Linked DNA regions of Homo sapiens: region 2 is linked to region 1. A link is an interaction called in ENCODE POLR2A ChIA-PET data of the cell type or tissue named here. Cell type or tissue: IMR-90. All regions are shown on one strand. Each heading gives the region's core, and the rest is flanking DNA. Links, peaks and the distances in the headings are about the cores only. Region 1 overlaps LOC101928269 (a long non-coding RNA gene). Region 2 has its middle 82 kb from the start of LINC01436.

Region 1 (15,185 bases), core at 2,944-10,943:
AGCCTCTGTTGCCTCCTGGACTTTAGGTGTGCTGGGGCTTACCCCTCTCTTGCCGCTAGGGAAACACCTTCCAATCTCTGCTTTTCTGGAGGCGCTCCCTCTTCAGAGATGCTGGGTGCTGGCTCCCAAGAATTTACAGCTCTCTTAATTGTTTGTATTGTACATCCTTTTTCTTCCCCAAATCATGTACACACTGTCAATGTGGTTGAGCCTGCGGGCAGCATCCAGGCAGAGTCGTACCTAGAATTACCATTTCCCTCTATCCCACAGGTCCTGTTGGTGAATCTGACACATCAGGTTCAACCTTTATCCAGCACAGTAGACTCTGTCCCAGGGACTGTCACAGTCTCCTCTATTCCCACCTTCTGTGGGCTTCCCCTACTTGGCACTGTTCTACCTGCTCCTGGGCTCAACAGAGATTCCAGTAATTTGGGGGGAGGTTTCTGGACCCCATGATAATTAGTGGATGCCATGCATGTGGGTGGGTCTTTCACCTCCACAAGCTTCATCTACAGCCTAGACAAGATTCCTGCTGCACATATCATTAGAACTGTGCAAAAGTGTGTACACAACATTCAAGTATGGGAATAGTTAATAATTGAGGGATCATTAGTGGGTGCAAATTCAACAATTTCAATTCTATTGAATTGGTGAAAGTTTCAATGGGATGTGGTAGAAATAGGAGGAGGCAGGAATCAAGGTCCACATATAATTCTTTTGTCTCTGCCAATGAGTAGCTATGACTTTAGACAAGTCAGGAAGTTCCTTCTTTCCACAATTTTGTCAATGGCAAAATGGCAACTGTAAATTATGAATGATTCCATGACAATGATTTTAAGTGGAAATTTAGTGGCCCATGGCTGGATTTTGAACCATCTACTCAGGTCTCACAGTGCTGAGGGCGTGCTCCTTGGTACTCAGGATTTCTGAGACCTCAGTACCTGTTGCTGACACGTTTGCATTAAGACGGTTCCCCCCTCCTTCCATGGTTGTTTGGATCACTGGGGCAAGCCGGGTAAATCAGCTTTCCTGGGCACTTAGAATTGGGTCTCAGAAATCCTGAGTACCAAGGAGCACACAAAAATCCAGAAGTCATGGAGTGGCCATAGGTATTCCTTAGAGCTATAAGATGGTCTTTTTCTACCCTATGAAGTGAAGTAAACAATGAAGTTCTGGAGAAAGTAGTTGTACAAAGAGATGTGGAGCTAAGAGGCAGAGAGCTCGTGGATTTCCCAGTCCCCCAGTTGCTCATGAAGTCTCCTTATCCTCGGGTTCCATGAAGCACCCCCGCATCCTTCTCACAAATTTCATTTTCTGATCAAGGTAGCCCAAGTTGGTTTTCATTACTTGCTTTGCCTTGACTAAGATAATCTCTACTGTTCCATAATAACATCCAAATTTGGGGTGGTCCTTAGCAAATGCTTATGCTAAGAAAATTCCTAAAATAAGAAAAATCATTCAATCTATGTTGAACATTTATGGAAAGAATAAGGATCATAAATAAATATATCCTAAAAGTGCTTGAAGTGGGAAGTAGGATGTTTTCCTATTCCTTTCCAGCAAGATCTAAAATCATCCCACCAGAAATCAGGAGAACAGATTCCCAGAATAAACAGGAGGCCATCAACCAATCTTTTGCAAAAAGGGTTGCTCTCAGTTTATTTAAAAATTTATAATAATTACAAAAATAATAAGACATGGCTCATGTACTGCTACTATCTTTTAATGGAACAACATTGGTTATTTAGTCCTAGAGTCTCATAACAAGTCAACTGAATGTTTATTGTGTTTGAATGAGGCTCCAGGAAGCTGCAAGAGAGGTATACAGTGGATGCTTAGGTTTTGGACCTCTTTTTTTTTTTAAAGACCATTTTTTTCTACTCCCTTTCCCTTTTTTAGTAGTTAGTCTTATATACTGGAAAATATAACTTTCTATGATGATACAAATGTTTTATATCTGTGCTGCCCAATATGGTAGTCACTAACCACATGTGGCTTTTGAGCACTTGATATATGTGGTTAGCATGACTGCAGAGCTGAATTTTAAATGTTATTTCAGTTTAATGAACTAAAGTTTAAATTGAAATAGCCACATGTGCTAATGACTACTGAGTTAGACAGTGCACATTTAGTCAGTGTTGTTAAGACTTCATTTGAGGGAGCTAAGCTATGAGGATGCAAAGGCATAAGAATAATACATTGGACTTTCGGGACTCGGGGGGAAAGGCTGGGAGGGGGTGAGGGGTAAAAGACTACACATTGGGTACAGTGTACACTGCTTGGCTGATGGGTGCACCCAAATCCCAGAAATCGCCACTTAAGAACTTATTCATGTAACCAAACACCACCTGTTCCCCAAAAACCTATTGAAATAAAAAAATAAATAAAAAAAGACTTCATTTGTGATGTTTGGCAGGGTTTTACAGTGGTTTGAATTACTCATCTGATTTCTCTTAATTCTCTCATTTCCCACTTCAAGAAGATCCACGATCGTGAAGCTGGCTGTATCACCTTTTAAGCACATTTGATTTTGTTCTTTGGATAAAGCTCTGCCCCAGTTCTGGTTTATTTTAGATGGGGGTTCTGTGGTTGTGTGTGGGTGAATTGTGGCTTTTTATGATAATGCTGGCATTCACAAAACACACCTGACGCTGAGGGCAGTCAAATGTAACCTGGAAGGAAGGGTATTTGCTTACCTTTCAACTTGTTTGAAGACTAAACCACAGCCATGTTGGGATAAAAGAGCCTGGTGAGATAGTACCAGCAAACTCTAGGGAGAACTCATCATGGCTCACCACAAAAACCTCAATGTTGATATGCACTTTTTTTCCTTTATGGACCTTAATGACAGACTTTCCTGGGTCTCGGTTGCTGTGAAGAGGTTACTTGAGGAGGGGAGTAGTATATTTACTACATGTAATTATTCCTGCCGTTGCCCTCTTTATTTAAAAAACAAACTCAGAGCAAACCTTTCCACAAGAGGTGAGTTGACAGCCTCATGCTCTGCCTAGGAGCCTGTTCTCCTGGTTCCTGGCAAAATGGGTTCAAGTTCAAGCCGATTGGATCCAGAGCTGGGAGTCTTTTGAGATATGACTGAATGCATTGGTTCAAAGACAGTAAGGTCTGTTGCAGAAGATGACGACACATTTGATTGAGATAGTTGAGAAGGTGTCTCTTCTATTGTTTCTGGTTGGGTTTCTTCGTTAGAGACTTGAGTGATCTTTCAGTTTCCTGCCTTGTGCCCTGCTGAGAAGCAGCCCTGGTCTCTAATGGCTGGATCATTTTGTTTTGTGCACCTTGTGACATCTGTGACTATAACTATCCACAGGCCTGGCAAAGCCAGTCAATCCGTGGATGCTATCCACAGGACTTTTCTTCTCCTATCTTCCTGAAAAGGGGAGGGAAAGCATCCTTCTCTGCACTTTGGCCATCCGATGCCTGAACTGCCTGAGGTTGAAGGGAGATTTGTTTATTGGTGTGGTGAGTGGTTAAGTCAACCTCCTGAGGAGGGCTGGGGCCCAGATGCAGGAAAGCAGATAGGTTGAAGTCTGGGGCCACTTTCTGCTATTGTCACCATAGGTACCCTTATCAGGACAGTCCGGGAAGACCTTACTGCCCTCCTGATTAACCAGCATCTGTTCAGTGCGCTTATTGCACCACTTGCTTGCTCAGTGGTCCATGTGGCTACTGCTTAGGGAAGTGCTGGGTCAGGTCAGTGAGTCAGGTAGGTGCTGGCATTCGTGGAATAAGCCAGTCACACAGAGTCCTCTGCCAGTGAATGTTCACCTCAGTCCAAGCAAACTCTTATGGAGAGCCAGGAGCAAACAGCCACTGGACTCGACTCCGGGTTGAGTTGGCCTGGAGGCTGTCTTCGTGAAGTCCCTGGACATGGCAGGGTTTCTGATTGGTGGGGCTCAGATATGAGAGTTGTGGTGTGTGAGAGTTGAGGTGTGCGCTGAGGTGTGTGTGAGTTGGGGCATTTGTGAGTTGGGGTGTGTGAGAGTTGAAGTGAGTGGGTTGGAGTGTGTGTGAGTTGAGGTGTGAGTTGTGTGTGAGAGTTGGGGTGTGTGAGTTGAGGGGTGTGTGAGTTGGGGTGTGTGTGAATTGGGGTGTGTGAGCTGGAGTGTGTGTGTTGAGGTGCAAGCTGGGATGTGTGTGAGTGGGGTGTGTGAGGTCGTTTGATTGTTGAGGTGTGTGCTGTGAGAGTTGGGGTGTGTGAGAGTTGAGGTGTGTGACTTGAAGTGAGTTGGGGTGTGTGAGAGCTGGGGTGTGTGTGAGTTGGGGTGTATGTAAGTCGGAATGGTGTGAGTTGGAGTGTGTGAGAGTTAAGGTGTGTATCAGTTGGGATGTGTGTGACAGTTGGGGTGTATGTGAGTTGGGTCATCTGTTGGGGTGTGTGCTGTGAGAGTTGTGGTATGTGTGAGAGTTGGGGTGTGTGAGTTGCAGTGTGTGTGAGAACTGGGTTGTGTGTGAGAGTTGAGGTGTGAGTTGTGTGTGTGAGTTGGGGTGTGTGAGAGCTGGGGTGTGTGTGAGTTGGGATGTGAGTTGAGGTGTGTGAGAGTTGGGGTGTGTGTTGTGAGAGCTAGGGTGTGTGTGAATTGGGATGCGTGTGAGAGCTGGTGTGTGTGAGTTGGAATGTGTGTGAGAGTTGAGGTGTGTGAGAGTTGGGTCATCTGATAGTTGGGGTGTGTGTTATGAGAGTTTGGGTGTGTGTGAGAGTTGAGGTGTGAGTTGTGTGTGTGAGTTGAGGTATGTGAGAGTTGGGGTGGGTGTGAGTTGGGGTGTATGTGAGTTGGGGTGTGTGTGAGAGTTGAGGTGTGAGTTGCAGTGTGTGTACGTTGAGGTATGTGAGTGTGTGTGTGAGTTGGGGTGTATATGAGTTGGGGTGTGAGTTGAGGTGTGAGTTGTGTGTGTGAGAGTTGGGGTGTGTGTGAGTTGGGGTGTGAGAGTTGGGGTGTGTGTGAGTTGGGGTGTGTGAGAGTTGAGGTATGAGTTATAGTGTGTGTGAGTTGGGTTATATGTGAGTTGGGGTGTGTGTGAGAGTTGAGGTGTGTGAGGGTGTGTGTGAGTTGGGGTGTGTGTGAGAGTTGAGGTATGAGTTACAGTGTGTGAGTTGTATGTGAGAGTTGGGGTGTGTGTGAGTTGGGGTGTATGTGAGTTGGGGTGTGTGAGAGTTGAGGTGTGAGTTGCAGTGTGTGTGAGTTGGGGTATGTGGGAGTTGGAGTGTGTGTGAGTTGGGGTGTGTGGGAGTTGGGGTATGTGGAAGTTGGGGTGTGTGGGAGTTGGGGTGTGTGGGAGTTGGGGTATGTGGGAGTTGGGGTGTGTGTGAGTTGGGGTGTGTGTGAGTTGGGGTATGTGTGAGTTGGGGTGTATGTGAGTTGGGATGTGTGAGAGTTGAGGTGTGAGTTGCGGTGTGTGTGAGTTGGGGTGTGTGTGAGTTGGGGTGTGTGTGAGGGGGTATGTGTGAAAGTTGAGGTGTATGAGAGCTGGGTCATCTGATAGGGTGTGTGTTGTGAGAGTTGGGGTATATGGGAGAGTTGGGGTGCATGTTGTGTGAAGCTTGGGCATTGTGGTGGGTGTTGTGTGTGTGTGAGGCATTGTACAGTAAGGTAGCCTTGGCAGCCTCTGAGACAGCCCCCTGAGCCCCAGCTTGAATCGGAAGGGCCCGGCCCATCACCTTCAGGTGGACTTGGGCAGTTAACCCCGCAATAGGGAAACAACAGTCTTCTGGGATGCGCCATTCACTTCTATTTGTCTGTTTGGGAAGCTGTGAGAAAGGGCTGCAAACTCCAACAAATGTGTGTACACTTGTGCTAATAGCAGCATTATTCACCATAGCTGAGAGGTGGAAGCAGCCCAGGCGTTCATCGATGGGGGAATAAATACAGAAAATGCTGTATGGCTGTAGATAGACCAGCGCAGCACCCAGCCTGGAAAGGAAGGGAATTCGGACACAGGGATGAACCTCGGGGACATTATACTAAGTGAAAGAAGTCAGTTACAGAAGGACAACTACTGTATGATTCCACTTACACGAGGTCTCTAGAGTAGTCGAATTCGTAGAGACAGAGGTAGAACGGTGGTTGCCGGGGGCTGGGGCGAAGGGGAATGGGGAGTTAGTGTTTAATGGGGCAGAGTTGCAGTTTTGCAAGATGTAAAGAGTTCTGGAGATGGTGGTGAAGGTGGCTGCACACGCATGTGAATGTACTTAACACTGCCGAACTGTAGACTTAAAAATGGTGAAGATGGTAAATTTTATGTGATGTGTATTTTAGCCATTGCAGGGTGGCTGTTCCATTCCCTACTACTAAGCCTGATGGTTTATGTTGGCTGCTAGCACTTGGGGGTGCACTATTTTGCTCCCCTTAGCCTCTGCCCAGGGAGGCGTGCTCCCAAATCTCTCACAGGAGGAGAAATGAGATCGCACTGGCCTAGCATCAGGGAAACATCAGTCTGGTTCAGCACACTGGAAACAATTCAGTACAGGAGCCTCCCACGTGGCTACAAACTGCACGCCCAGAACGAGGTTAAATAAAACAAAATGGAATCGTAGGCTGAGTTGGGAAAACAGTTTCCCCCAGGTTACTAGGCTTTACCTTCCTAGATGCAATAGGCGCCGGCCCAAGTTGGCTTTTAACTCTGGCTCTGTGAGGTGGTGGGGCCGAGCTTTTTTTTTTTTTCCCTTTTTTCAGATGGAGTCTCACTCTGTAGCCCGGGCTGGAGTGCAGTGGCGCGATCTCGGCTCACTGCACCTCCGCCTCCCCAGACTTAAGCGATTCTCCTGCCTCAGCCTCCTGAGTAGCTGGGACTACAGCTGCACACCACCATGCCCAGCTAATTTTTGTATTTTTGGTAGAGACGGGGTTTCACCATGTTGGCCAGGTGGTCTTGGACTCCTGACCTCAGATGATCTGCCCGCCTCGGCCTCCCAAAGCACTGGGATTACAGGTGTGAACCATGGTGTCTGGCCTGGAGCCAAGCATTTTTATCCCCAGTGGTGAAAAGGAAACTGGCATCAGTGAGGGACAGTGATGATCCATCTCCCTCCTCACTCTCCTGCTCTGTCCCGCAAGGCCACCTCTGTTTGCACTGGGAAAATGCAGATGTGTGAACAGAAGCCTGGACAACAGGGGCTTCTCTCTCCTCATGGCTGCAGTCAGGAGTCTGGCCAGCGCTGCTCACCGTCAAATCCTTTGATATTTTGACTTAAACCAGTATCCCATTGGAGCCGCCAATGGAAGCAACAGTTGAGGCCCTTTGTGTACAGTCCTCTCATCTCACATTTCTGGGTGGATTTCTTTTTGGAGACAATGTTCGAGAATCACCTTTGAAATGAGCATTTATCTGCTTAGGGACTATTCTCTGGATTGTCAGAACAAGTGTAACTCTGAAATCCTGTTTCCGTAGTCCTAGGCCTACTCCAAAGGAGGAGAGGAATCTCCCCCACCCCTACCCGGGGAGCTATGCTTTATCTTATTTTTCCCAAAGACTAGCACGGCAATTCTCACTTGCTTCTTTCACTTCCCTACGGAATGGCTGGCCTGACTCATCGCACTGTTCTCCTGGTTCTGCCCCTTGCTCTCTAAGTCTCAGTTTCCTCTTCTGTAAATTGGGTACAATATCTCAGGATGGCTGAGAGTTTAACTGAGTTTTTTTTTTTTTTTTTTGACGGAGTCTCACTCTGTTGTCCAGGCTGGAGTGCAGTGGCATGATCTCGGCTCACTGCAACCTCCACCTCCCCGGTTCCAGAGCTTCTCCCGCCTCAGCCTCCTGAGTAGCTGGGATTATAGGCATGCACCACCATGCCTGGCTAATTTTGTATTTTTAGTAGAGACAGGGTTTCTCCATGTTGGTCAGGCTGGTCTCGAACTCCCGACCTCAGGTGATCTGCCCGCCTTGGCCTCCTAAAGTGCTGGGATTACAGGCATGAGCCAGAGCACCTGTCCGTAAGTGAGTTTCTATAGGTGAAAGTGCTGTATCGATTTGAAACTGTTACGCCAATGGGCATTACTCTCCTGCTAAAAACCCATGAGAAGATGGGCGGTTTGTCTCCCTCTGAACTTGCTGCCTGGCAGGGAGACTATGTCTTAATCATGCTGCCATATTAAAAACATTAATAACGAAGATCATTTCTCTCTCCTTTCGGCCCTCTTTCCCTCTGCCCCCATTTCTGTCTTGGTGATCATGCAAATTGATTTTCATTTCTTTTTCTCTCTCCTAGCCTCACTGTCAGGAGAGGTTCGTCAAAGCTGTTTCTCCTTGAATGTCTGTTATTTGCCATTGCCTTCACACGAGTCAGTGGAAGGTCCTGCTTTAAGCCTGTGAAGGTGTTGGAGAGCTAGACAGCCTTTGTCTTCTGACCCACAGAGACTGATGTGAATTTAAAGGCAGATATTTTTGGCTTTGTTTATTTATCTTTTTGAGACGAAGTTTCGCTCTTGTTGCCCAGGCTGGAGTGCAGTGGCACGATCTCGGCTCACTGTAACCTCTGCCTCCCAGGTTCAAGTGATTCTCCTGCCTCAACCTCCCAAGTAGCTGGGATTATAGGCATGCACCACCACACCCACCTAATTTTTTGTATTTTTAGTAGAGACGAGGTTTGACCATGTTGGCCAGGCTGGTCTCAAACTCCTGACCTCAGGTGATCCACCCACCTTGGCCTCCCAAAGTGCTAGGATTATAGGCATGAGCCACCACGCCTGGCCTTTGGTCTTGTTTTGTTTTTCTTCCGGGGAAGGGCATCATTTGGGAAGACAAAGAGGTCCAGAGAGTGGGCTCAGCTCAGGGCTGGAGAGGGCAGCTGGGAACCACCTTCTGCTGGCTCCCTGCAACCCTGGCTCAGCTCTGCCCCTGGACACTGAACCTCTCTTCATGCCCAGAACTGCCGACCGTATTCCCAGGCTCACAGGAAAGTTAATATCTGTTCTGTGGTTTGTTGAAAAGTCCAAATCTGACTGTGTGATTCAAGCCAGTAGCGTCAAACTTTGGCCGGGGAGGGTTGGTTTTTGGGGGAAGCTTGGAGAAGTGAGAAGCTAAATATTGTGACATGAGAAGTTTTTCTGTTGATTTTAATGCACTTTGCATAGTTTTCCAAGGCTCTTGGCGCTGGGCGGTGGCCTGATTCATTGTGTAACATGAGGCTGCCATGGATGAGGCTCAATAATACTTGGGTGTGTGGTTTGTCGTCTGGGAACCTGGGTGTGCACGCTCTGTATTTTCTTGCCAACCAGAAATCTTGAGCAAATGACCAGCTCATCAACATAACATTTCTTCCTGACCCTTGATGTGCCAGTGAGTTCTTGAAAATTACTACCATGTGACAGCTTTTTGGTGGTCTCTGTGTGGAGGAGACAGAAAGGAATCAATTGTATAAAAATTGGCACCACACTTGGCATTTTGGCAGGCCCTCTCAGAAAAGTGGCTGTTGTCGTATAAAATGATCTGCTTTGTCAAGGGTGGGTGGGAAGGAACGCTGAGCTTCTAGCTCATATTGGGTTGTTGAAAGTCAACCTCCTGGAAAACATTGTTGAAATCAGGAAGCCAAGTATATTATGGGTATGGGAAGATTGAGATGGAAGTTCCTAAGATCTAGGTGAAATCCAAGAAGCTGGTGGCAGGGAGCAAAATCTTTTTTTTTTTTTTTTTTTTTTTATAGAAAAGCTCTTTGTTTTGAAATAATTGTAGATTCATAGGAAGTTGCAAAAAATATACAAGGATATTCCATGTTTCCTTTACTTCCGTCACATCTTGCATAACTGTAGTATGAGAGGAAGTCATTAAATGAAGCCAAGTGCTTTTGAGGTAGCTAATTGACACTTCTGACAATGCAATCATGATCCTATTATGGAGATAACAGCAGCAAAAAAAAGTTTTTTGAGCCCCTGCTATTTGTCAATATACCGAGCATTGGGAAGGTAAACAGATCAGTCCCGGTTCCTCCCTTTGGAGGGGGTTACAGAACGAGCAGGGGGACTGACATTAAATAAATCATTATGCAGCTAATTCGTTAATTACTGTTGTGATAAGTGCTATAAAATGGAAATATAGTCAAAAGAAAAAAATAATTTCATGAAAAGAGACCTTAAAAATTTCCATGAAGTTTAATCATCTTAAAATTTTCTAAACATTCTATAGGAGTGGTAACTTTGAAGTTTGCTCCTACTATCAACTTTATAATCGTGTCCTTTTTGGGAATAATTTTTCCAAATTTTCTTCTTTTTCTTTTTTAGAACTGTGAAGCCAACTATGCAGCGATGACTGTACCCACAGATGTAAGTTTATGAGGATATTATTAATATACGTCGAAAATTTGGCTGCAGAAAGAAAATTAGACTTCAGAAATCTGTTCTGCAATATCACCAGCAATTAAAACATGCTCCTGCCAAGGGGCACGATTCTTGAACATTGGCTGTGTTTGATGAGACGCTAACATCTTTTCAATAGCAAAGCTTCCTGCCTTTAGTTCCAGAGGGTAGATTTGCAAACCACATTGAGAGGTCAAATGCATAAGGTTCACTCATGTAGTTCAGCAATGCAATCTAATTTGGAATCCTTAGGGTTTAAGTGAAGAGAGGAACAATTAGATTTATGTTCCCTGTTGAACTCAAGATGTGGTATCCAGGCAACTCAAGCTGAACGCACCCAAGATAGCGACCCTACCCACCTCCTTGGTAAACTCTGCACAGGTGGTGGAAATAATACCTGGATAAATATCACTGGTCACTTAGGAAATTTTCTTTATATCAACATTTGCTGTGGGAGGTTCTCACGTCTCCTGGCTTTTGCCAAGCAAACAGTGTACTTCAGACAAGAAGCAGGAAACAGAGGTTTGTCAGAAGGTGCTGGGAGTCCTTGGCCTTATCAGTGATGTCAGCCAGGTTATTCGACTGATCGCCAGCTCCAGTTTGTGTGAGATGCTGTCTTGAATTAGAATACCTGTCCAAGAAGCACATAATATTTAAAAGCGCTGACTTTATGTTTGTTTAAAGGGGAGCATCTTTGTAATGTTTCATTCCTCATTGATGTTTGGTGTCAATGAGTCTTTCAAAATGCGCTTAGTATAGAAGCAAGAGCTGCACTTCCATTGCCTTATTCTAAATAAAATGGGGAAAGAAAGCCCCGCAAAAATCCAAAGAGCCTCAAACGTAGCTTTTCCTCCCCTTGTAGGGAAATCACAGGATCAGTTCATGTTAATCTTGATGTTAATCCTTTTGTTGAATTTCACTTTTACAATTATTTTTTATTTTTTATTTTTTTTGAGACAGTCTTGCTCTGTCGCCCAGGCTGGAGTTCAGTGGCTCAATCTTGGCTCACTGCAACCTCCACCTCCTGGGCTCAGGTGATTGTCCTGCCTCAGCCTCCCGAATAGCTGGAATTACAGGCATGCGCCAGCACACCCGGCTAATTTTTGTATTTTTAGTAGAGACAGGGTTTTACCATGTTGGCCAGGCTGGTCTCGAACTCCTGACCTCAGGTGATCCACCTGCCTGAGCCTCCCAAAGTGCTGGGATTCCAGGCGTGAGTCACAGTACCTGGCCAACTTTTGCTATAATTTTTAAATAATAATTTTTGGTATTTTTTTCAGAATGTTGGAGCTGAGATCGGGAGAATTTGTTATTTTCAGTGAATGCCAGTGAGCAGGTGGGTGTCCTGTTAGACACTGGAAGCCTGATGTCCCCTAGGCAGGCAGATGCTGCGCTAACTCTTGGAGGCAGGCCCCAGTCACTTCTGTATTCCCCAGGGCCTGGCACATAAGCTGTCATCAGTGGATGCTGGCTGCGTTGCTGTTGAAAACTTGCAGCTGGACGATGTTGGACTTTGGAGAAGATATCTGATTTTGAATCCTGGTTCTGCCACTCACTCATCTGAGTCCTTGGGCAAACCAATTAACCTCTCTGAGCCTTGTTTTTGTTTTTGTTTTTCACATGTAAAATGAAAAATAATAGGACCCACCACATAGAGCTGGAAAAATTAAATGAGATGATATTTAGTGCTTTCTATGGAACCTGAGGTACGTGTACTTGTAGATTGCCTGTGTCCCCAATTAGAGTGTAAGCCCCATGTGCACAAGGATTTGTCTTATTCACTGCTGTATCCCAATGCCTGGCACAGAGCAGGTGCTCAATAACTATTTGTCAGATTAATGAATACAAATGTATTACCAATTTTTCTATGATATTACTGTAAAAAGAAAGAGAACAGTGTAAAGATTGGGAGAATGAAGACATGAGACAATTATATTGGAAAACATAAAATTATTGGAGAGATATTTGTGTCAATATGAGTTATCTGGATATATCAGTATTGGACATCAATTCTACTTTTAAGTATAGTTAATATTTTAGTTATGGAGTCATTCATTTTTCTGGATTATATTTTCAAGATTCCAGAGAGAAATTGACTTACCCCTTTTAAAATCTTTAATTGATATACATATATATATATATATATATATATATATTTTTTTTTTTTTTTTTGAGACAGAGTTTCACTCTGTTGCCCAGGCTGCAGTGGCGCAATCTCAGCTCACTACAACCTCTGGCTCCCGGGTTCATGCAATTTTCCTGCCTCAGCCTCCTGAGTATCTGGGATTTCAGGTGCCTGCCACCACACCCGGCTAATTTTGTTTTTAGTGGAGATGGGATTTCACCATGTTGGCCAGGCTGGTCTCAAACTCCTGACCTCAAGTGATCCACCCACCTCCACCTCCTAACATGCTGGGATTACAGGCGTGAGCCACTGTGCCCGGCCCCATATATTTTAAACATAATTGTGTATTCTTATTTTTGGCTCTCCACCGAATATGGCAATGACTGTGACTGTCCCTCTCTTCCATGCACTCTCTTCCCCTTTCTTATTTCTTGCTATTTTTCTCTGCCTCCAAGATAAAATATTACAGTGCATTAAAAATATTTCTGAGAATTAATGTTGTAGAGGAATGTCAGCTTCTCAGGGAAAAGTTTAAATAAAGTCAAAATAGTGTTTTTCCTTAGGGGTTACTCACCTTTGTACTAATAATTCTATAGGCAGCCAGTAATTGACCTGCCCTTGAAATTACCAGAATCTGGTGTCAATTAGTAATCAATTTGGGGGATCAATATGTGTCTAACTGCTGGGACTCAGGCTGGCACTGATGCTACTACTTTGCAAAGTCACGAGTGGATTTAAAAGTGTTTTAGGGACAATTCTTGAACCCACCACCAGATGGGAAAGGTACTCCATTGAAGTGGAGTGTAGCATTGGGTTTGTTCAAACAGGTTTTGTCACTTTGCTCCTTCCTAGACTGGATGGTTCGCATTTTTCTGGATGCAGGAAAGAGAGCTATTCACTTGGGCTGTATTTTAACATTTTATGTAGGAATTAAAGTACATGTTGTTACAGATTCTGATACTATATGTGCTCTTAAAATATCCAAAGGGTTACATATTTTCAACCTTTAAGAGGATGCTATTGACATGTAAGTTTGACTTTTTTTTCCCCTCAAAGTAAACTTTGGTTTCCCATTTCATAACTTCCAATCCCCTCTCTTCCATGTCATCCCCCACGTTCTTTGTCGGATCATTAACAATAGGTTAATGATTAAGAACAAGTGCGACAGAGATCAACAGCTCTGCGTTCAAGTCCAAACTCTTCCCCTCGGCAAGGCACGTGACCTCCCTGTGCCTCAGGTTCTTGCAGAGTGGAAATGCCCACTTCACAGAATGGCTGAGGGTGTGGATGAACGGTGGACGCTCCTGCCCGGCACCCATGGGTGCTCACGACGATTGTGTTTTACTGTTGGCTGCAATATGTCATGACTTATCATGTGTGATCCTTGAGTGAATAGGCAGGTGAGTGCAATATTTCTATACCTCTCCGGTACATTAGCATCTCAAACTCCACTAAATGATAATTTAGTTATAACCCCTTGCTTCCTCCTCCCCACCCCACCCCCACTTCTGCATAGGTAAAATAAGTGGTTTTCAGTGGTGAGGGTAGAGGATGAGACTACTCTGCCAGGGAACATTTGGCAATGTCTGGAGACATTTTTGATTGGGGGTGGGTATTACTGACATCTACTGTGTAGAGGCCAGGGATGCTACTAAATATCCTATCATGCACAGAACAGCCCCCCTACAATAGAGAATTATCTGGTTCCAAATGTCAATAGTGCTGAGGTTAAGAAATACTGGGCCAAAAAAAAAAAAAAAAAAGAGAAACACTGGGCTAAGTGGTATTCAGTAGAAGGAAAGTTCCCTGTCCTCAGTCTAGTCCATTGAACTTGATTACTTTCTACATATATACTAATCAGGACCTATGCTGGACTCTGGGGCCAGTCCCAAAGAAGAAAAGGCATGAACTCAGACCAGGACCTGCAAAGGGTCTGAGATTTTACTCTACTTACAAGCTGATAAGTTAGCTTGTTACTGTTTTATGGATGCTGGCAGAAGACACAAGATCCCTGGGTCAGAGACAAAGGACTTTATTATTCATGGCACAGCAAGCTGAATGAGCGTCATGTTGGCACTGGTTCCCCTTGCCCCTCAAGTCCCACAGGGGTAACCTGGATGTGCCAACGTGAATGCTAAGCATGTAGTGAGTTTACATTTTAGCTGATGAACACTGAACTTGGGAATCTACAGCTCTTATGGTAAACAGTAAGTCTGCTCCTTGTCTGTTACTACGTTTGCTCTTAAAGTGACAGAAATTAAGGGGGAAGACTTTACCTCATCCCTCAAGGGCATAAAGAATCCTATACAACGTGCAGAGGTCATGGAATAGGGTATTTCAGATTGGTGGTGTTTGAGAAAGCTTTATGGAAGTGGAGATACCTGAATTGGGTTTTATGTAATTTTTTTATTTTTAAAATTTCATTAACATACTTTGTTTCCAGAAGCTTTGCCAATGAAGGTAAAAAGCATAGAAATACAGCTCTGACAAAAAAGAGTTGTAGTATGAAAAATCATTAAACATGAAATTAAAGGAAGCTGTACTAAAATCACATGTGCATCCAAGTGGGTTAGGATTGGGGAATAGAGGGAGCACCTGATCTTAGCACAGATCAGGGAGCACAGGAAGAGGGAGGCCTGCTTGGCCTCGGGCTGTGGAGGCATCAAGGATTTGGCTCCTGGCTGGTCGCAGTGGCTCACACCTGTAATCCCGGCACTTTGGGAGGCCGAGATGGGAGGATCACTTGAGGTCAGGAG
Region 2 (15,185 bases), core at 3,291-11,290, 68 kb after region 1:
TTTAGGAGCTTTTAAAAGTCAAGCAGTACATAATGACCATCTCAGTTTAGATAAAAGGCCTGAATATAGAAGGGTAACTTTTGTGAGCTTCTGAAAGTTCTCATTCCTACATTTTGAGAGAGGAAATGAAAGACCTAAGGAACTGAAATTCCTTTCAGTGATGGTGGAGAGAGGCCCATGTTCTTTTCACTGCTTTAGCCAACATATGTAGAGAAATAAGGCCAGGTTTTCATATGATGTCTGAATTTGCCCAGTTAGTCCAGGGGGGACAGGCGCTCAACATAGATTCAAGGGTTTTAAAATAATCAACATTTATTTTTCAAATTCCTTCTATATATCTTTGTAAAACAAATTCTGGCATAGCAAACTTCCTTCTTACCAACAGGCTACCTCTATCCACATAGTGGGCATATGTAAACACACGAGTATATATATTTAGATGTGGGTTCGGCATAAAATAGCTTTTTCTTCCTAAGTAAGGAAAAGAAAACCTCAACGCATTACTAAATGTGACATTTTGGATCCAAGTAGACAAAAAGAACCACGTGAAAATGTGCTAAGCTTCCACATAGTTAGCAACATGTCACTTTGTGAGAGAATTTTCATAATTAATGAGCCAGGTCAATTTGCTCTGCATTTGACTTTGATGAATATGTCGTGGAGTATTCCCACTGGGACTCTTTCCAGTTGGTTTGGGAAGCTCTTATGTCTATATCCTGTGTGTGTGCATGGATCAAAGTGCTGGCATCTAATGCTGCCATGTTAGGTTAGGGAACAGCCGTGCGAACCCAGTAACAATGCCTGAGATCCCACACTGGCCCAATACATGACCCAGATGGACGGACCCCAAGCCAACAAACATAAAATTGAAACCAAAGCTATTTGGAAAGGGGATTGGACCACTCATCTGGCTGTTTTATAGAGTCTTAGAGAATTTATGTAATTAAATTTTCCTTCCTAATTCTGGCATTAATTTGTTTATTTATGTATTTTTTAAGACACAGCCTCATTCTGTTGCCCAGGCTTGAGTGCAGTGGTGCAATCATGGCTCACTGCAACCTCTACCTCTCAGGCTTAAGGGATCCTCCCACCTCAGCCTCCTGGGTAGCTGGGACTACAGGCGTACACCACCATGCCCATCTGCCATGAATTTAGAGACTGAATGAAATGACCTTAGCATTACCATATCATCTTTTTAATTTATTTTTTATTTTTTGAGACAGAGTCTCACTCAGTAGTGTGGTCTTGGCTCACTGTGATCTCCACCTCCCGGGTTCAAGCGATTCTCCTGCCTCAGCCTCCCGAGTAGCTGGGATTACAGGTGTGCACCACCACACCTAGCTAATTTCTTTTTTTTGTATTTGTAGTAGAGACGGGGTTTCACCATGTTGGCCAGGCTGGTCTTGATCTCCTGACCTCGTGATCCATCTGCCTCAGCCTACCAAAATGCTGGGACTATGGGCATGTGCCACCATGCCCATCTGCCATGAATTTGGAGACTGAATGAAATGACCTTATTGTTACCGTATCATCTTTAACCATCTGATTAACATTTGCTTCATAGCAAATACAGTGTGTGGGGATAAATTATTTGCATGATAAGTTATCAGTCAGTGTCCAATCAGTGCATTATTCTGTCTAGAAACCGCTGTAAATATTTCAGAGAAGGAATTTCATACAAATTGGTGGTGCATGATTTGAGAGGAACGAAGGAGTAAATACAGGGAGTCAAGCTTACTTACAGATTGGTAACTGCAGGAAGTCACTATCCCCCTAGGCTTGAAAGCCAAAGAGAACATGATGCTTGCTGATCCACCAAGATTGTTGCTATTAACACTGAGCTGACCCAGCAGAATCCCAGAAGCCACCCTTGCCAGCCTTTGCTGCTGCCACCACCATCTCTAGAGGCACTACCAGAAGATGGAAAAAATAGCATCTCCCTTGCTTCCACCTCCAGTTTGCTACTAGTGCCTCCCATTGTAGAAGCTAACAAGAGGCTGATTGGCAAGAGGGATTTGGAAAATGTAGTTTCCAGGCTTTCTGCTCCTGGGTCACAGGGGAGGAGAAAGGAGAGAGAGTGGAGCTGAGAATAAGAGACTTCAAGCAGCACACAAGTGTTTCCAAGGATATATTCTATATACATTTAAAGTAGGTGTACATTATCTGATTACATTAATGAATGAATCTTTTTTTTTTTTTTTTTTTCCTGAGATGGAGTCTTGCTATGTTGCCAGGCTGGAGTGCAGTGGCACAAATCTCAGTTCACTGCAACCTCTGCCTCCTGGATTCAAGGGATTCCCCTGCCTCAGCTTCCTGAGTGGCTGGGACTACAGGTGCATGCTACCATGCCCAGCGAATTTTTGTATTTTTAGTAGAGACAGGGTTTCACAATGTTGGCCAGGATGGTCTCTATCTCTTGACCTCGTGATCCACCCGCCTCGGCCTCCCATAGTGCTGGGATTACAGGTGTGAACCACCACACCCAGCTGAATGAATCTTTTATTGCAGCCAAAATTTCACCTCTTTAAATCCACCTCTGTGAAAGTATAATCCAACATATACATACAATTCCAAAGTTTTGTGGATGCTAATGGGCTTTATATTGAAAATGTTCATGTTAATATTTACTCAGAGGAATTATCCAACTGGCATGTTGTACTGGGAAAATAAGACTGAAACTGTCATACATATTATCCCATTGCCATACCAATCACGTCTTCCTACAATAACCAACAAGGATCAAAGGTAAACAGAAAAGTAGTGAGGAAATGAGAAGGAACGTAGCTTAAATCTCATGTAGCTCCCATTGCAGATAAGAACCCAGATGGTCTCTTTTCTGGGCAAGTATAATCCCAAAGGCAACCCCAGCCCCAAAAATACTTTGGGGAGAGAGGAACTGGTACAAGGGTAGACCTACACCTCTCTTTGGGCTTCTTAATGGTCAAAGCAAGTCAAGGACTTAATGGTCTCAAGGAGTGGACATATAAGCGCTTTGTTCCACTGTGTGGCCCAGAAATGAAAGCCATTAATAAGAAAAAAGCCTGTTGGTCATAGTGGCATTGTATAAACAGGACTGGATAATTTTCTTTTATGAATTCATTCCTATCTCTTCACATGGGCCTGAGAAGTGTGTCTGGAAGGCATTTTCCTTTTTGGTTGGAGGTGACTTAACAGACTGGCAATTACTGTCATTATGAGCCCAGTCACATAGCTGGAAGATCTAGGCGGCTGCTGATTCCTGAGCAGCAATGGGACAAGTGGGAGCAGCTGAGACCACACTGACAGGCCAGGGAACTGTAGACGAGTAATCTGCCAGGGGAAAAGGCCCCTTTGATCTTCACACCAGACGATAATTGCAGCAGATGTAGAGTCGATGTGGTATTTTTTTTTTTTATTGCAGTGGGACGGGCATTACCGATCTGTATGCGTAAGTGTTGCCAAGAGAAAGGAAGGATGATGGTTAGCTTACCTGCATCTTAAGCCATGCAGTGAAAAAGGTTCAGGGTTTTCTTAACCAGAAATGGTCTGAATGTTTAATAAAGGTAAACATTTATTATTTAGTGTTTTATATCATGTGGCAATTTTAGCTGATGTGGGATCTGACTCTTGCCAACCAATTTGAGTCTGTTAATGGCTGTTTGTTGTATTTTTTATTTTCTGTTTTCACAGAGACCATATTGCCCAGGCTGGAGTAGAGTGGTGCAATCATTGAATCACTGATCACTGTAGCCTCAGACTCCTGGGCTCAAGTGATCCTCCCACCTCAGCCTTCCCAGTAGCTAGGACTACAGGCAAGCACCACTATGCCCAGCTAATTAATTTTTTTTTTTTTTTTGTAGAGATGGGGTCTCACTATGCTGCCGAGGCTGGTCTCAAACTACTAGGCTCAAGCTATCCTCCTGCCTTAGATTCCCAAAATGCTGGGATTACAGGTGCGGACCACCTTGCCTGGCCTGTTTTCTTTTTGATACTTGGGGTGGACCAAAAAAAATCAATCATTTTCATTAAATTCAGTTGTGTGCTTGCCTTCAGATTTCCCTGGAAGCATCCACTGTCAGCCTCGAGGGAATTAATAGACCTACACCCTTGGGATAGATCAATGTGCCCTGAAAAATGTGTCTGGTTTGTTGTAATGCCACACTGGAAATAACAGAAAGGCTGTTTATATAGACAGTGGTCCAAGGAAGAAAGTGGGTCTGGATGAATGGCATCTGCTTATGTCCTGGTCTTGGTTACAAGACAGGCATCTCATCATTCCAGCCATTCTGCCTGCAGTCAGGATCTGTGGAGGACCCAGTGCCTTCAGAAAAGGTTAACAGAAGCTGCAAGAGGGCTCATCCATGAGTCTTCTCCGTTAAGCACATAATTCAGCTCATTAGACTTCAGGTTTCAGAATCGTGGTCTTTTTGTGATCTAAATAAGTTATGGTCTCTCTAATTGGACAGGATGTAGGGTGTTTTTGACAGCCACTGTTATTTTGCTCTTAAATACATACCAACAGGCTATTAATAAATAAATAAATTTAATATTAATTAATAATTAAAAATCATTAATAATTAATAAATAAATTATTTATTAATAATTAATAAATTATTAATAATTAATAAACAAATCACTTATTAATAAATTATTTATTATAATTAATAAACAAGTTATTTATTAATAGATTATTTATTATAATTAATAAATAGATTATTTATTATAATTAATAAATAGATTATTTATTATAATTAATAAATAGATTATTTATTATAATTAATAAATAGATTATTTATTAATAATAAATAATCTATTTATTATATATAAGAATGAATTAACAAAAATTCTCTGTGGCCATTGGTTTCCTGGTAGAACTCCCTCTTTTTCTTGTATCTACAGGAAATGTCTTTCTAGCTTGTGTGTATGTCTGCCAGGCTTGCCAGTTCGAAGTCGGCCATGGGAGGGGTTGTGTTCAGAAGCACACACCATGTGACCTGTCAGGCAGATCAAAGCAGGGATTTCAGGGCTGACTACAAGGGGAAATGGTTAGTAATTAATAAAAGGATGTGGAATTGGTCATGTTGACTGAAAGAGCCCAGAACCTTGGCGAAAGGCTCCCGGAGGCTGCCAAGATAATAAGAGTGGCTGAGCTGAGTTATGTATGGGTGAAGCTCACGGGTGTTAATGCCACTGGGTGAGGGGAGTGGTGAGGGGTGGAATGAGAGGTTTACAAGCTTGACGGATCTCACCCAGGCCCAGGCCTCACTGATTGTAAGAGTCTCTTCAGCTCTGGCCAGAGTTTTGGTTTGTTTTTAAATGGAGCTTTTAGGAGCCATTAAGGACATACAAAAGCTTGATAATGGTGTTTAACTCTGAGAGTCAAGCTGTGGTTTCTCATTGGCCATTTCTGGCTTTTCATGGCTTTATGTAAATATATTTCATTTCCAGATTTAGGATCAAAGAAACCTTTCTCTTGCACTTGCTCATTTTCTTCCCATGTGTGGTCTAATGCATCGATGAAACCAAATAAATCCGCAAGGGATGTGGGAGTCTGCTGGTGTCTCACCATGGCTGTGGCCACTGTACACCTTCTGGTGGTTTGGTGGTGAGGAGTAGCCTGTGGGAAGGGGAGGTGGCATTGATGACGATGTTGGGAAAGAGGGTATGAGAGGTGAGTCACATCTCAGCAAGGGGCTGGTGAGTATGTCTTGGCCTGTCTCAGCTAACAAAGTTGACAGCAGCAAGAGGTGGAAGGTCTGGATGCAGCTGTGTGTGCCTGTATGTGCGTATTCTTGGGAGTTGGCAGACAAATCATGGAACCTCCAAAGAAATTTTCCATTCATTTGTTAGGAGATTTCAGAGCTTATAAACTGCCTCATGGGTTTTGAAGCCATTTCCCCAAGAGGATGATGACGTTTGATCTCTTGTGCAATAGTCATAAATATCTCAGGACGTGATGTCCCTGTAAGGAGTAGATTCTGTTGGTTCCAACCAAGTGTCAGTGCAGTTTCTTAACTTCTCTCTTGTCCTTTGCCCCCCTTCCTTTCTCTTCCACCCTCTACCAACCTCCTGTAAGGTTAGTGCCAGGGACAACATGGCACCAAGTTGGGGAAGCATAGAGAGCCAAGTAGGCAGCCTTGATGGACTTTGCTGGCTCATCTTCAGTGGGTTACAGTGGAGTTTCTGACCTCAGGGCATATTTCAATCTCATGGGTAACATATATTTTGCACATTTAGAATAATTTGATATAAATATGACAGATGTTACGATAATAAGCAATATGAGCACTTGCTAATTATTCTTTGTCTTCATCTGTAATTTCAAAATGCAAAAGGGGTTGCAAGACTGATGTGGAGAGTGATAAATGGCCAACAAATGCTTGCTGGGTGCCATAAAGTTCTCTTTATGAAGAGAACTCCACACGCCTGTTATATCATTTGTCACATCATGCCACATAGTAGCACCCCAAAACTCAGTGACTGCAAAGGAGAACTCATTGTGGCTGCACACCCGTGGTGGGTGTGGCTGGGTGGTCCTGCTCCAGGCATCGCTCATTCTCTGCCTGGGGTTGGAGGTTAACCACGGGGTTAGCAGTGGCATGCTCTTCTGGTGGAGAGGTTTGGGAGGCAAATGGGAAAACAAAAGGCTGCTTCAGGTCTGGGCTGCCCTGGCAAACTCTCCTTCTGCCCACATGCCATCAGCTGAAGCAAGTCACATGGCCAAGCTGAAAGTCAAGGGGAAATAAAATGCATTCTTTGCACGATGAGGCTGGGCAAGGGTATAGACACAGAGAGAGGCTGAGATGGGGGCCAATCCTTCGGACCACAGTCTCTCTCTCCTTGCTCATTTTGGCAGATACATCACCTTACCGTTGTCAGGGATGGCTTCTATGAGGAGATGACATTTAAATTGAATTCTGGTGGGTCGTGGTGGCTCACGCCTGTAATACCAGCACTTTGGGAGGTCAGGGTGGGTGGATCACTTGAGGTCAGGAGTTTGAGACCAGCCTGGCCAATATGGTGAAACCCTGTCTCTACTAAAAATACAAAAATTAGCTGGGTGTGGTGGTGTGAGCCTGTAGTCCCAGTTCCTTGGGAGGCTGAGGCAGGAGAATGGCTTGAACCCAGGAAGCAGAGGTTGCAGTGAGCCGAAATTGTGCCACTGCACTCCAGCCTGGGTGACAGAGTAAGACTCTTCTCAAAAAGAAAAAAAATAAATAAGTTGAGTTCTGCATGACAGGAAAGAATCAGTCACTCAAAACCTGTGGAAAGAGATTTCTAGGTAAGGAGAACAGCAGGTATAAACATCCTAAGGGAGGAGCAACCTCTCCAGAAATCTCCAGCTTCCAAAGGTGGCCTTCCACGATGCTCCTACCTGCACTTTTCCTGTGTTTTGAAGGGAAACATTCTCCCTCAAATTTTTAAGAGCCTGTGAGTGCAGTAGCAAGGCCAGCTTCCAACAGGATTGGTTACTTATCTATTTATTAATAGACCTTATTTTTTAGACCAGTTTAAGTACACAGCAAAACCGAGAGGAAGGTGCAGAGATTTCCCACACACCTCAGGCCCCACACATGCATGGCTTCCCCAACTAGAAACATCCCTCATCAGAGTGGTGCATTTATTCCAATTGATGAACCTGCATTGCTACATGTCCATCACCCAGAGCCCGTGGTTTACTCTAAGTTTCACCCTCCACATTGTACATTCTGTGGGTTTGGACAAACATATAAAGACACAGATCCACCATTACAGTCTCATGCAGCATAGTTTCGCTGCCCCAAATATCCACCAATTAATTTTAAGTGCAACAAAACCTCACAAACATCATGGACATAGCAAAAGAAGGACAAAGGAAAGCAGCCAGTGCAGCGTCTCCACTTTTTCTTTCTTTAAGATCATAAAGGTCTTTGACGCATGGAAGGCAGGCTTTTATTAACTAGGCACTTGTATCATAAACATGATTTCCAGACTAGCAGGAAAGTCCCAGAATTCTGAGTCATTGATGTTTGAATAGATGTTTTGTAAGGCTAAGAATTTACTTTCACAAATAAAGCATTGATGAACTCAATAGTGGCTTGAAATGAACCGGGAAAGTTTTATGCTGTGCACTCGGCCTTTGGAAGACAGTGCCATGATTTATAACAATTTCTCCCGCTTAAATCTGTATTCATATTCAAGAAAATCTTCTCTCTTTTTGGCCACCCATTGTGGTCAATGCCCAGTATGAAGGAGACCTATGTTTGCAAATAGAAAAACAATTAAGCACAATTTAACATGGAGAAACAAGATATTCACCTGATATGTGCTAGGTATCTGCCCTTGGATCACGGGATGTGGGGCTGCAGTGGTGTCTTCTCTCATAATGACAGTTACGATATAAAACAATGAGGAAGAATTCTGTTCGTGAAATACAGTTTTTTCAAGAGTAAGATCAGTATGGTTTATTCCGTGTTCTGGGCTGCTGGTAGCACAGCTGGGATATTTTAACACATTTGTGGGACTTCAGTAATAGAAAGGTGTAGAAGCAGAGCTGGAGAGAGATCAGAGAAGGGCAGAGAATCTGGTATTTGATGCTGCAGGCTCTGATGTATATTCATAAGAACTAAATACCTTGTGTGGACTTTGACTTAGCAACAGCAAATGGTGGGAAACACGAGCTATCTGCACACAGTTGAACAGAATGTGATGAGAAAGAGAATAATTTGCCTTGATATAAAGAGCTGGAGTTGGGTTGGGGACTCAATGGGTAGAAGTCAGGGAGATAGAAGAGCCTCCTTGCAGAAATAAGGTCTTAGAACTTCAAATGAAAATACCCATGTCAGGGGCTTGGGGTACCCCCTTTCCCCCCTTGCTCTACCCTAAACTTTCAGTTTTCTTAGCCATTCTAAACAAATGGTTCCCTGACTCAAACTGTCCATTTGGACAAAGAAATCCACTCTGAGGACTGGTTCCATCTTCTTTTTCCAGGAGACTGAGTTGGCACGGGGTGGAGGGAAGAAATATGGTCTGAACATGGCACGGCTCCCTCTGCATTAGGAATCTCTGGGCTGTTTCTGTTGTTCAGTGGAATTTAATCATTCTCTACCCTGGAGTCTAAAGCTCATCTGCCTGATCACTTGATACAGGACTTCTCTATAGTAACAATACTGACAGCCACTCAGACTTGCTTAAACCTTTTTGTGGTTGGCTAAGTCCCTTCTTTGTGAGCAGATCATTTATTGATATTTGCTTTAGGTCCTTTCAATGTACATAATCCTGGCAGTACAATGTCATCACCTGATCCATTTTATAAAATCTTTACTGCTTGCAACCCATCCTCAGTGACTCTGATAGAATTGTCCTGGGGAAGCTGCTGGCATCAATATTATTATTAGACTTTTGTTTTAAGTTAAGTTTATTATTATTATTAAACTTTTGTTTAAGTTACATGTGCAGGTTTGTTACATAAGTAAACTTGTGTCATGGGGGTTTGTTGTGTAGATTATTTAATCACCCAGTTATTATGCCTAGTACCCATTAGTTATTTTTCCTGATCCTCTCCCTCCTCCCACCCTTCACCTTCCTATAGGCCCCAGTGTGTGTTGTTCCCCTCTGTGTGTCCATGTGTTCCTGTGTGTCCATGTGTTCTCATCATGTAGCTCTCACTTATGAGTGAGAATATGTGGTATTTGGTTTTCTGTTCCTGGGTTAGTTTGCTAAGGATAACGGCCTCCAGCTCTATCCATGTCCCTGCAAAGGACATGATCTCATTCTTTTTTTATGGCTGCATAGTATTCCATGGTGTATATATACCACATTTTCTTTATCCAGTCTATCACTGATGGGCATTTGGGTTGGTTCCATGTCTTTGCTATTGTGAATAGTGCTGCAATAAACATACGTGTGCATGTGTCTTTATAATAGAACAATGTATATTCCTTTGGGTATATACCCAGTAACGGGAGTGCTGGATCAAATGATATTTCTGTTTTTAGGTCTTTGAGCATCCATATTATTTAACATTCTTCAGGTGATGCCAGTAGGACAACTGAGGTTGAGCGCAAGGACTCTGGGTGTTGGGAAACGCTTTTTTATTCTGATGAAAGTTAGCTCTCCTGAAACCACCACCTAGCCATGCTGGTTCTGTCCTCTGGAGCAAAGTCCATTTCTTCTTTTATGTGACAGCCTTTCAAACACGTGAAGTTGATAACTTGCTCTACCACTTCCCTAAGGCTTTCTCTTCTCCAGGCAAAGCCACTCATTTTGTCCACAGTTACTCCTATGATGTGGTTTTATTTCCTTCACCATCCTGAGCACAAGCAGCTTTGTCAGGATGCCACTTACAGTGTGTGTCTCTTCATGCTTTTGTTTCATTGTGAGATTGCTGTCAGCTAAATCCCCCCAATTTTCTCCCACTAAAAGCTTACAGCTTAGTCTGGGAGGTAAGCATGCCAGTAAGCCAAAGCCTCCTCATCCTGTAATTATGAAATTGATTTTTAAAGTCTAAATGCAGGACTTTTATTTACTCTTACCCAATTTCATCTTGTTGGGTTTAACCAATTTAATTCTGTCCTCCAAAAATATTGGTAAGTATTACCTATTGGGTAAGGCATCTTTATATTTTTATTCATGTTATTAATAACAATAATAATAGCCTCTATTGACTGCAAGCACCACCTGATTAGATTGAAAGAGACAGAGATGGAGCTCCAACCTCTAGAAGCAGGAAGTAGACTGAAAATCCGACAAAATCACCAACTCGGTATTCTTATAGAAGAGGAAGATATTCAGGAGCAGAAACAGGAGACCAGAGGGTACAACCAAGAGTATTGGAGAGTACTAGGCTCTAGAAAGGAATTTGCAACACCTATGGAGCTGGATTGCAGAAGTGCTCTGGGGGCCATTGCCAGCTCTGTGCCTTCTGTTTCCCCCTTTTAACGGGAGTGTCTCTTGTGGTTATCCTCTGCTTATTCCACTATCGTATGTGGAGTGTGTGTGTGTATTTGTGTGTGTCTGGGGGGTGGTGGTCAGTAAAGGTAACTTGCCTCTTTAGTTCCTAATAGTCAGATGGTGATGAACAGTACTCAATATGTTGTACCCAAAGGGCCACTCTCAGGGAGCTTCATTTCCACTTGGACAGGATTTAAAGGGTTGAGATGTTTGCAGGATCCTGGGAGGCATAAATGCATTTTGCATGCTAGAGGGATGTCAATAATTGGTGTCCAGAGGCAGATTGGATCTGGACTCTCTAACTGCTTGACCAATGGCATATGGTGAAGTGACATCGTGCCATTTTTCAGGCCTTAGTTTTAAGAAACTGGTAGCATCTACTTTATTAATATCTCTTGAGAGGCTTATTCTTGGAATCCAGCCACCATGTTGAGAGGAAGCCCAAGCTGTTTTGTGGAGAGGCTTTCATGGGGAGGGTCCAACACCCAGAACAACTTGCCAGCCATGTGAGGGAGCCACCTTGGGAGTGATCCTTCACACCAATCCAGATGTCCCAGCTTATAGCAGTAGAGCCGAGATGAGCTGTCCCTGATGAGCCCTGCCCAAAGTCAGATTTAGATGCATGTTAAATCATAGTCATAGTTTTAAGCCACTAAGTTTGGAAGGGTTTGTTTTGAATCCATAGCAGTGCCAGGCACTGTGCTAGCAACTTTTTATATAGTTGATTATTTAATCCTTCAAGTGATGCTATGACTTAGGCATTATTTTCTTCTCATAATAGATGGGAAAACTAAGGCTCAATGAGTTTAACTAACAGCCCAAGGTCATACAAGTAGTAAATGGCGATAATGAGTTTCAAACTGAATATTGTATCATTCTTTGAACCTCTAAAATGTTGAGTGGGACAGGTCCAAGGGCAAGAAAACCATGCAGCCATTTATCGGACATTTATAGAGCACTGCCTGTGGAGAAAAAAGACAGTCTGTCAAAAAGTGGTAGCTTAGAGGGGGGACAGACATGAAAACAAATAAATACAGTTCAGTTTGACATGTGCTAAAACATTTGTATATTACATTCCTGACAGCCAAAGTGAAAGGATGTGACTATACTTCCAGTTCTTTCTCTGCAGATTTTGCACCTGCAGAGATGTGTAGACTGTACTTATATACATGTTTTAATAAACAAGTGATAGCGTACTATAAATATTCTATGATTTATTTTTTTCATCATGTATAAGAGCCCAATATTTTAAACTGATGACCACAGTTTTTTAAACTGCTCTCCTATTAGATGTTTTTAATTTTTTTCTATTGCCCACAGTGTTGCCTAAGTATCTTTATATAAACAGCACATACATAGGTATATTTCTTTAGAAATTATTGACTCAAAGGTTATGATTGTGATTTTAAAAAAATTATTGCCAGAAAAGCTTTACCAATTTGTACTTTCACCAAGAATGCGTGAATGGGGAAATTTCTCCCCTTCTTCATCCCTGTGAACACTGCTTTTTTATCAGTCTGTTAAGTTTTTACCATATTGATGGGAGACTATTGTGTTATTGCTGTTTTAATTTTCAATTTCCTGGTTATCAGATAATTTCATTTGCTTTTGGCCCTGTGAGTATGTATGTGTGTATATGTGTGTGTGTGTGTGTGTGTGTGCATATGTGTGTGTATGGGTGGGTATATATATTTGTGTGTGATATATCTATATATATCTATATATATTTTCAAGACTTTCTGGTAAACAATTTTTTCCTGCTTAATTTTTTTTTTTCTTGGCTGGGCACAGTGGCTCACATCTGTAATCTCAGCACTTTGGGAGGCCAGATAGCTTGAGCCCAGGGGTTCAAGACCAGCCTGGGCAATATGACAGAACCCTGTCTCTACATGGCTGGGCATGGTGACGTGCACCTGTAGTTCCAGCTACTTGGTAGGCTGGGGTGGGAGGATCACTTGAAGCCTAGGAGGCAGAAGTTGCAGTGAGCCAAAATTGCGCTACCTCACTCCAGCCTGGGTGATGGAGAGAGGCCTTAGCTCAAAAATATATATATATATATATATATATGCATACATACATTTTTTTTCCTTATGAATTTGCATGAATTCTTTAAATATTCTAGATACCACTCCTGTTAATTGTTGCAAATATGTTCTTCAAGGCTGTTGCTTGTATTTAATTTTGCTTAAGGAGTCTTTTCTTATAAAGGCTTTAAAATTTCATGAGAACATCTTTCAATTTTTGCTTTTGGAGCTTCTGGTTTGGGTGTGGTTAGGAACACTTGTTCATAGGTTATAAATTCCCTGTATTTTCTCCTAATATTTATAGTTAAAAAATTTTTTTTAGCTCCTCAATCCATCTGGAATTTGTTTTGGAGTATGCTTATGAGGGAGGAAAGTCTAACTTAATTTCTCTTATGAAATATATAATGGTATCAACCCAACTTATTTAGTGACCCATCCTTTTCCCACTGAATTGAAGCCTTATAAAAATGAAATATATATCAGGGACTGTTTCTGTACTGTTTTATTTTATTTCATTGGTTTGTCTCTTTCTATTTTAGTGGATTTATGAGACATATAATGCAGATTTAAAGTATGTTTTGATATTTAACAGGAGTTTCCTTTAATTTTTTCAAAGCATTTGACCATTCTTATGTACTTCCTCTTCCTGATGAACTTTAAACTCAACTTGCCAGCTCCATAAAAAATTCTGTTGAATGTTGATTCAGATTGCATAGGATTTACAGATTAATTTGGAGAGAACTGACCTGCTTAAAATTTTTTGTTTTTCCATCCAAAATTACTGCATTTGCATTATTAAAAAATGACATCATTACAATTTATAACAGAGATTTAAAATCCTGGCTGCACATATTCATGCCTGGATCTCCTCCCTAGAGTCTCTGATTTAATTAGTCTTATAGTGATTCCAATATGCACCCAGGGGACAAAACCACTCCTGTATAGGTTTTCTTTTTTTTTTTTTAATTTAGTTCTGGAACATTTTTCATTAGGGTTATTTCTAGGTGTGTTATGTATACATTTATTGTTATTATTAATAATATTCCTAGAAGTTCTAAAAGTTCAACTTAGATTCCTTCTTTATACCTTATGCCAAAGTGAATTCCAGATGAATTAAAGAACTAAATGTAAAAAACAAAACTCTAAAAGTATTAGAAGAAAATATGAGAGGTGTTCAATTTATTATTGCTTATGTGTTAGAAAGCTACTGATTTTGTATCTGATCTTATTATTTTAAATAGTATTTCAGTCAATTCTCTTGGGGTAACAATTTGCCTAGAAGTAGAAAAATTTTTATCTTTTTGTCTGCATTTTATACCTCTTATTTACTTTACTTTAATCCCTTTTTAGATAGGACCTATAGGACAATGACAGATGGTAGCTGTGATGATAGGTATGATTGTCTTGTTTTTGACCTTAATACAACATTTCTAATCTTTCATTATTAAATATAATATTTTCTATGAATTTTCCCCTAGGCTACATGATTTTATACCCTTTCTTAGTCTACTAAGAGCTTTTAAAAAATTCCAGAAAGGGTGTTAATTTATCAAATGAATTTTTGGCATACGTTGAGATGAGCAAAATGTTTTTGCCCTTAAATCCATTAATATAGTCAACTATGTCAGAAATTTCCCAATATTGAACCACTTTGCATTTCTAGGTAAATTTTGCTTGACCGGGGTTAAAAAATAGTGAAATATTACAAAATGTGATTTGCTAATATATTTTTTAGAATTTTAAATCTATGTTCATGGTAACCTTGACCAATGGCTTCACTTTTTTGGTGATAATTTTGTCAGGTTTTGGAATCAAGGTGTTGCTAGCTGTATAGAATGATGCTATTCGGATAGAGTATAGAAGTTAACTTTGTGTATTTTCAGACACATGTAATTTAAGATTATCACTAGCTGATATGGTTGGGCTCTGTCCCCATCAAAATCTCATCTTGAATTGTAGTTCCCATAATCCCTACATGTTGTGGGAGGAACCAGGTGGAGATAATTGAATCATGGGGGCTGTTTCCCCCATCTTGTTCTCATGATAGAGAGTTAGTTCTCACAAGATCTGAGGGTTTTATATGTGGCTTTCCCCTTTGCTGGGCACTCATTCTTTTCCTTCCTGCCACCATGTGAAGAAGGACATGTTTGCTTCCCCTTTGCCATGATTGTAAGTTTCCTGAGGCCTTCCCAGCCCTGCAGAACTGTGAGTCAATTAAACCTCTTTCCTTTATAAATTACCTAGTCTTGT

Evidence for each region. Peaks named below come from ENCODE experiments on the same cell type or tissue, not always from the same donor. Only the 100,000 strongest peaks of a DNase experiment are listed, where the experiment ranks them.
Region 2: POLR2A ChIA-PET joins it to region 1 with 5 read pairs; 6 of 35 experiments call an interaction of 5 or more read pairs at or near these places.

What each region holds. Positions count from the first base shown.
Region 1 is chr21:35,983,216-35,998,400 of GRCh38, reverse strand. LOC101928269 (a long non-coding RNA gene) reads left to right here. Exons shown (of 6, transcript NR_110418.1): 2 at 10,230-10,271; 3 at 13,571-13,829. Among named protein-coding and RNA genes, the nearest start is that of LINC01436, 15 kb to the left of the region's middle. In IMR-90, for the core only: no CTCF peak of the experiment used is centred there; no DNase peak of the experiment used is centred there; H3K27me3 peaks cover 2,652 bases.
Region 2 is chr21:35,915,594-35,930,778 of GRCh38, reverse strand. No RefSeq gene overlaps it. Among named protein-coding and RNA genes, the nearest start is that of LINC01436, 82 kb to the left of the region's middle. In IMR-90, for the core only: no CTCF peak of the experiment used is centred there; DNase peaks (open chromatin) are centred at 5,668 and 7,938; H3K27ac peaks cover 199 bases.